2 separate regions of the Homo sapiens genome follow, and region 2 is linked to region 1. Evidence: read pairs that join two places in POLR2A ChIA-PET (ENCODE). Cell type or tissue: PC-9. All regions are shown on one strand.

Evidence for each region. Peaks named below come from ENCODE experiments on the same cell type or tissue, not always from the same donor. Only the 100,000 strongest peaks of a DNase experiment are listed, where the experiment ranks them.
Region 2: POLR2A ChIA-PET joins it to region 1 with 8 read pairs; 18 of 35 experiments call an interaction of 5 or more read pairs at or near these places.

The regions. Positions count from the first base shown.
Region 1 is chr12:106,251,149-106,255,148 of GRCh38, reverse strand. LOC124903008 (a long non-coding RNA gene) reads right to left here. Exons shown (of 2, transcript XR_007063443.1): 2 at 2,362-4,000. Among named protein-coding and RNA genes, the nearest start is that of CKAP4, 5.1 kb to the right of the region's middle. In PC-9, no CTCF peak of the experiment used is centred here; no DNase peak of the experiment used is centred here.
Region 2 is chr12:106,305,735-106,309,734 of GRCh38, reverse strand. The region is part of intron 1 of TCP11L2 (t-complex 11 like 2); the gene reads right to left. Among named protein-coding and RNA genes, the nearest start is that of TCP11L2, 5.0 kb to the right of the region's middle. In PC-9, no CTCF peak of the experiment used is centred here; a DNase peak (open chromatin) is centred at 2,354.

The DNA.
Region 1 (4,000 bases):
GACATTTGAATTGAGGAAGGGAAGGAGGCCCCATGTGGATACCTGGTGGGGCAAAGGCCAGGAACAAAATTATAAAGGCCCCCAGGTAGCAACATGCCTGGCATGTGAGGAGCAAAAAGGAGGCTAGTGTGGCTAGATGAAAGCGGGGAGTAACAGTGGATGAGATCAGAGACACAGCAGGGGGCAGAACATGGGGACCAGGTCATTGTAAAAACTCTGGCCTTTACTCTCACTGACTTGGAAAGTCATCAGAGGGTTTTGGAAAGAGGTGTAACATGATCTGACTTATATTCTAATGGAGTCACTCTGGCTTTTGTGCTGAAAACACAAGACAGGGCCACAAGTACTTAAGCAGAGAGGCCAGTCTTTAGCTTATTTCAGTAACGCAAGCGTGAGCTGCTGGTGGCTGGAATCAATGGAATAGCTGTGGAGGTCATGAGAAATGGGAGATGCTGGATATATTTTGGAGATAAAGCCAGCAGGATTTGCTAATATATTGCACTGAATATGGAACAGGAGTGAGAGAAAGAGACAAGACAAGGATGATTCCTGAGCAGCTGAACAGATGGAACTGGCATGTGCTGGGATGTGGAAGACTGTGAGCAGATGTGGAGGAGAAAATCAATTTTATGCTCATATTATGCCTGTAAAGTAGGTACTATGGTTATCTTCCATAACAACTGGGACTCACTAAGGTGAAGTATTTTGCTCAAGGTCACGTAAGTGGCAAGAACCAAGATTTGAACTAGCTCTCCCTGATTCTACAGAATATAACCCTATAACAAAGCCAAGTTCACAGAAACTCTGGTCTTGGCTTCCTTAGACCCAGGTTCCAACCAACCTCTCAGCTGCAAGGGCTTTACCATTGACCATCAAGGGTTATACTGATGGCTCCCACTCAAACTAAACAAGGTCCCTCTTTTCTACAGGAGTGAAACTTGTGCACAGGAAGGCTTCCCTTCCTCCAGAGAGAACACTGGAGGCCACTCACCTTCCAGACCACCAAATTTAACATCACTCATGCCAGCTGGAGGAGGCCCCAGATCCCTCTGGCCAGTGAAGTTTTGGTTGGTGAGTGAAATTCGAACTCATTAACTTGAAAATGAATGAGCTTCAGTGACTGTTAAGGCACCTCGGACTGAGATGTCTGATTTCCATTCCAACTCTGGGTGCGAAGCTTTCTCCATCCTTAGCCACCCAGTGATCACTATTTACCCATTTCAGCACTGGCTGGGCCTGCTAGGATTGTAAGCAGCTAAATGGTGCCTAACAGCACGGGCTCTGGTCAGTCCACCTGGGTTCAAATCCTGGTTCTATCACTTAATAGCTGCAGGAACTAGGACAGGTTTCTTAACTGTTCTATGCTTCTCTTCTGTTTTATCATCTGTAAAACGTGGAGAAGAGTAAGTCCTTCATAGGGTTGTTGTGAAGTTTAAAAGATATAATGGGTGCACCACAATCTCAGAAATCACCACTAAAGAACTTAGTGATAACCAAACACCACCTGTTACCCAAAAACCTATGGAAATAAAAAATAAAAAATATATGCAGAGTGCTTAGTACAATGACCACACATAAGCAAGACCCAACAAAAGTTTGCTATTAATTTTAATATTATTTTATTAGGCTTTTATTTTGTGCCGGGAGCAGTTGCTCACGCCTGTAATGCCAGCACTTTGGAAGGCTGATGCAGGAGGATCACATGAGGCCAGGAGTTCAAGACCAGCCTGGCTAACATGGTGTAACCCCATCTCTATTAAAAATACAAAAAATTGAGCCGGGTGTGGTGGCACAGGCCTGTAATCTCAGCTACTCAGGAGGCTGAGGCAGGAGAATCACTTGAACCCAGAAGGCAGAGGTTGCAGTGAGCTGAGATCGTGCCATTGCACTCCAGCCTGGGTGACAGAGCGAGACCCTGTCTCCAAAAAGAAAACAAAAAACAAAAAACCCCAAAAAGACTTTATTTTGTGCTCATTGTAGTGGTCATCATTCTTGTCGAGACTTCACTGCTTTGTGTATAGCATCAAACTGTGCCCCACAGAAAGGGATACAAGTAAATAATTGTTTAGCACCCTGTAGTTTACAAAATATTTTCATGGGCATTATCAACTGATACCACCTGAGGATATGGATGTGTTAGCCAAAATTTAAAGGAGGGTGTAGCGTTAGCTCATATCATACAGTCAATTTAATGAAGTGGCATCAAAATGTAAAACCATTTCATGTTCACAATATGAACAGTAGGCCTTCCTTATCCCGTCCCCCATGCCATCTCTGGGTCTTACCCATCCCTCAAGTTCACATTAGAAGGGCAGGGATGCTACTGAGCACTTATCTTAGGACTGCAAAAACAAGTAGAAATGTGTTTATGCATTCATTTATTGATTGCGACAGAGCAAGACCATCCCTACTATCACCATTGTCATCATCACCATCACCATTTCTATCATAATCACCACCATCATCCTCCTCCTCCTCATCATGTCCAGTGTAAGCTGGAGTGTAGTGGCGTGATCTCGGCTTACTGCAACCTCCGCCTCCTGGATTCAAGCGATTCTCCTGCTTCTGCCTCCCGAGTAGCTGGAATTACAGGTGTGTGCCACCACACCCAGCTAATGTTTTGTATTTTTAGTAGAGGCGGGGTTTCTCCATGTTGGCCAGGCTGATCTCGAACTCCTGACCTCAGGTGATCCACCTCTCTCAGCGTCCCGAAGTGCTGGAATTACAGGTGTGAGCCACTGTGCTTGGTCTATTTTTAAAGTAGTATCAAAATGTGCCCACATGAAAATGTCACATACTCATTCCTCAACCAAGAGGTGCCCCAGCTGGGCCCTTCCTCTTCTGCATGGACTTACAATATCTGGAGGTAGGCAGCTCCTGAGGATGTGCACCCCTGAGGCTGGGAAAGGTGGTCCTAGCTCTCCAGAGTCAAACTATAAAGAATGGCCCCCATCCCTAACACGTACTCAATTTGCAGGGCATCCAGGCTCATGCCTTGGCCACTGGGGGCCTTGCCAACCTGGAACAGACAAGAGGCAATCAACATTAACAGAGGCTTTCTATTTAGGCATTCTAACCAACATGCAAAAAGCCAAGAGGGCTGCAGGCTTACAAAGCTTGACCTTATAATTTATGGTGCATGTGGTATGAGGGAGTTCTGAGGCATTTTTACACAAGCTGGATGAAAGGATGAGATGTCTCCAGCTCCCCCTCTTCTCCGCCCACATTCCTGACCATCCAACACACTTTAGCAAGGAAAAGGGATAGAGGAAACAAAACTAGGAGGAAAAGCAGAAGAGAAACTCCTCTAGATTCATGCTGTGCTCAGAAACTGGGGTAGGAGAATGGAAGTCTCCAGGAAGAGCTGTTGATCCCTTCCTGCTCTGGAAGATGCACTTCTATGACTGCCCACCAGCCTCCTCCTCTGGGTGTAACCGAACACCATGGTGGAGCCACACTTCAGAGAAACACACTGCTTGCTTTTAACGTTAAACACATCCTAGCCTGTGGTTTGTGAGCCACATATGGTCCTGGGAGCCCCACGAAATAATGATGAAAGAAAATCGTTGAAATCTGGACACAGAAGCTCTCTGAAGCTATACTTTTCCTCAGTGACTCTGCAAATTGTATTAGCTGTCCAATATTCACTGAGCATTGCCATATGCCCAGTATCATATGGTGTCTCTTGTCTAATCCGCATAACAGCAAGGTTGTTCTTTTTTTTTGGGTGGAGTGCAATGGTGAACAGGGCTCACTGCAGCCTTGACTTTCCAGGCCCAAGTGATCCTCTCACCTCAGCTCCCCAAGTAGCTGGGACTACAGTCACACTCCACCATGCCTGGATAATTTTTTTTTGTATTTTTTGTAGGGACAGGGTTTTGCCTTGTTGCCCAGGCTTGTTTTGAACTCTTGGGCTCAAGCAGTCCATCTGCCTCGGCCTCCCCAAGTACTGGGATTATAGGTGTGAGCCACCACACCTGGCCTAGTGAGGTAGCAATTA
Region 2 (4,000 bases), 55 kb before region 1:
CTACCTAAAACTGTGTACTGAATGCTACTAGATGGGAAAAGGGGGAATAAGGCATTGTTGAGAAAACACAAGAAAGGAGAGGCAGGCTCAGGATTAGCAGAGCGGGAGAAGGGGCACTAGCCTTTGTTGAGAGAAAAAGAGTAATTTTTTTAATTCCTTGGATGGTGATGGGGACAAGGATGAGTCTGAGAGGGATCTAATAAGGGTGAAAGGTCTAAGGTCATTTGCGCCTTGCCTCACCTAAACAACCGTCTTCAATCCTGCCACAGAAATGTATCCTTGCTGAGCCCACCACTTTTGCAAGCAGAAAACCACTAGAGTCCACTTGTGCAGGCTGAAGGGCAAGGAGTGGAGTGGAGACACTCACCTTATCCCAGAATCCCAAAGCCATGAACACTGGCTATAAGATTCTTGAGCCCTTGCATCCTCAGTGGTGAAACAGCCTCCTCTAACTCATGAAGACTAAATTCTACCTGAGCTTAAACTCCAATCTGCTCAGGGGAAGGCGAGAGAAGACAGAAGAAAAGGGGCTACTTCAAACCTTTCACTGCCACCAAACCCCAAATCCTAAATGGAATGTTCACCCTCCCCTCTAGTTTGCTTCCTCTCTTTGCCAACATTTGATGTCCCACTGATGGCATTTCTTGCAAATGCTACCTTCTCCAGGAAGCCTTGCTTCTAGCCAAAGTGAATAGCACTCCTCTTGGTATGTCTGCAGCGCGTCTCCTGTATCTCCATGACAGCGCTTAGTTCCTTGTACATTAGTTCCTTGTTCCTTTCTTCCCATGGCTACTTCTGAATCTCCTTAATAAAGCAGAGTTTGTGTCTTGTCCATGACCAGCGCCAAGTATATGACAAGTATTCATTCAGTGTCAGCTAAATCAGAATCCCTGAATCTCATTTGGTACAGCTTCAACCAGAACATTTGCAACCTGATATCATGACACGTTAACCAGGCTGGTACTGCCAAAGCCCAAGCCTTAGAGCAGAGAATCTACTGCTTAAGCCTATCTTATTAGATTTAAACCTCAAGATTCTCAGGTCCTTGTCATGCTCTTATTTGAATATCTTAAAGTTTGTTTCCACTTTAAGTCATTTTTCCCCCAGTTATTCCCCTGTAATGTAACCGCTGTGCTATGCATGCTCTGCTCTTAATTTTTCTCTACTTCGGTTGCCCTCAAATGAGCTCTGGCTGTTTTTCCAAGTGAAATTGAATAAGAGCTTCCAGCCATGAGAATTTATGAACTAGCTTAATAGTTTTAACTGTCCATTTCATTTTTCTACTTTAGCTGGATAGCACACTTGGTAGGTTTCTTAACTGTGTTTAACAAGGCAGAAAAGTGCAAAGATTAAAATAATTGGGAGTCAGGAGTCCAGGGTTTGTGGCCTGGGTTCATCATTAATGTGCCGTGTGACTTTATGCACATTTTTCTGAGAGGTTGGGCCAGTCATAAGGTTTCTCTCAGCAAGGAATATATGATGCTCCAAACCCAGAGTTCCATGAGGCATCACTAGAAGTTCTGAGAAATTAAATGTGCTTATGGCAGTCATGCTTAACAATGTGAAACTACACTTTCTTCCAGCAATTCACTGGAGGTAGAGTTCCTGGCACAGGGGCTGCAATGGAAAATTTAAAAGCTTCAAAATGTTTAGAAACTCTTGTTTAGTGGGTAGAAGCCTCCACATTACAACTGGGCCTTAGTGTATCCAAACAGAAACCTGTATTTGAAGCCAAAATGCCCATTATTACTCTATTAAAAATTTGTCTGTTTCCTCATATAGGCTTACTAAGAATACCTAATTCATAGGGTTGGTGTGAGATTTCAGGTACCCAATACATGCAGCGTGTTTGGAACAGTCATTGACACAGTAAACAGTATACAAATGTTTTCTATTATTTGCTTTTTTTTGTTAATATCATTGCCTCAGGAATTAAACACTCTGGAGGGAAGAACAGTTTTATGTCAGGATAACACCATATTCTTCAACAGACAAACAAGGCTGGTAGTTAACATAGAACAGAACTCTTGGCACTTGTTTGACAGACAAAAACCAAAAGCGAATGGCCCATCACTGTGTGAATGGTCTTCCGCAAGTTCCTTCATACCTGCTCTTACCTTTCTCGGTCTTGAGTTTCCAAGTAAGTCACCTGGGGACAAACCTACTTGATTCAAAAGGCACTGAGGATATTTAGATTGCTTTAAAAACTATTTTGGATTATCCTTTAGACTGATGATAATGAAACCAGGCTGTATCTTTAAGAAAGGTAATACTCCTTATGCAAACTTAGATCTACCTAACCTTTGCCACTGCAACTCACAAGTAAATCAAACAACTTTTCAGAAACATCACATCTCATCATACCTGGAGGATTTAATCACTGGTCAAAGGTAAAGTCAACAGAAAAGACTGAAGATGACTCCAAGCAAAGCCTCCAACACGATAGCAGGTCACTATTCAAAGAAAAGTACTGTCATATTCACATTTTTGATTGTATTATTCCATCACTTTGTGATAATAAATATAATGTCATTTCTTCTGAGACCATCACTGGAATGCAGCAAGCATTCAAATATTTATTCAAATATTTATTGTTGAATAAATGAATGGTAGTAAGACTACTGACATTTAAGAGGTGTGAATGGGTACAAGGACTTGAAGGGGCTAGTGCTGTATTTCACTACAGATAGAGAGGAGATTGGTTTTTAATTTGCTTGTGATTCCTCAGCTCGTGTGCAGCTTTACTTCCTGATTTCCTTTCTGCAGCAACTCTATCTGCAAATAGTTCTGCACTGGTTCAGAATTGCAAAGATACACTGATGATAATACATGTCACTGAAGCCATAAGAACATTGCCTCTGGAGCTAGGTGGACTGGGTTCTTGATCCCGGCTCCTCTTGATTATTTACTGACTAGAAACAGAGAACTCGCCATTTGTAAAATGGGACAATAATAGTATCCACCTTGTAGAAGTGTTGTGAAGATTAACTGAAATAGTATCTGTCAAGTACTTAAGCTCCTAGTAAGTGCCTGACGGATGTCAACTATTATTTTATTCTTATTAAAAGAAGTTACAAGTTCCGAAAATGTAATGTCATAAAAAACAAAGAAAGGTTGAGAATATGTTCCAAATGAAAAAAAAACACTTGATAACTGAGTGCAATAGGTGATCCTAGAGTGGATCCTATACTGAAGCAAAAATGCTGTAAAGGACAGTATCAGTCAATCAATAGCACTGTTAACAATATTTGAATCTACTGTCTGTTATCCAATGTTAAATATACTGAAGTTGAAATGTACTGTGGTTTTGTATTTAGGAATAAAGGGCCATGACATATACAACTTTTTCTCAAATGATTCAAATGCAAGAGAGAAAAAATAATAAAGCACATAGAGCAAAATGTTAATAGGTGAATCTGAGAAAAAGGTAGACAACATGGTATTCCTTATACTATTCTCACGACTTTATCTGTAAGTTTGAAAGTATTTCCAAATAGAAGGTTAAAAGAGAAGATGACAGGCTGAACTGAAACTTCAAGATTCAAATTCAGAACAGTCCAACCTCTTGCAGTTTTGAAATTCTGATTGTGCCCACTGCTGTGATAGCTTAAATACCACTCTATTACAAGAACTCTTCTAGACAGTCAAACTTGTCCTGATGTCCTTCTTGAACAGTGCCTAAAGAATAAAACAGGAAATAGGCCAGAGCCCTCCAGAAAAGGCAAAATAGATAATCCTTTTTAAGAGTTCATCCCTAGGTGGGTTCCCTTTTCCTAAGTCACTGGGCCATGGTTTACAACCCTCTGTGATCTTAACTCTGCCCACCTTATTCTGCAGTGTTCTCCCACTAACCCTTCATGATCTTCTTTGCGTTCCTCAGACATGCCAAACTTCCTATTTCGGGGCACTCATACCTGCTGTTCTCTGCCCCTGAAATGTTCCTCTCCCTGATCTCCTTGTGGTTGGCTCCCTATTGTCATTCAGATTTGAAATTTAATGT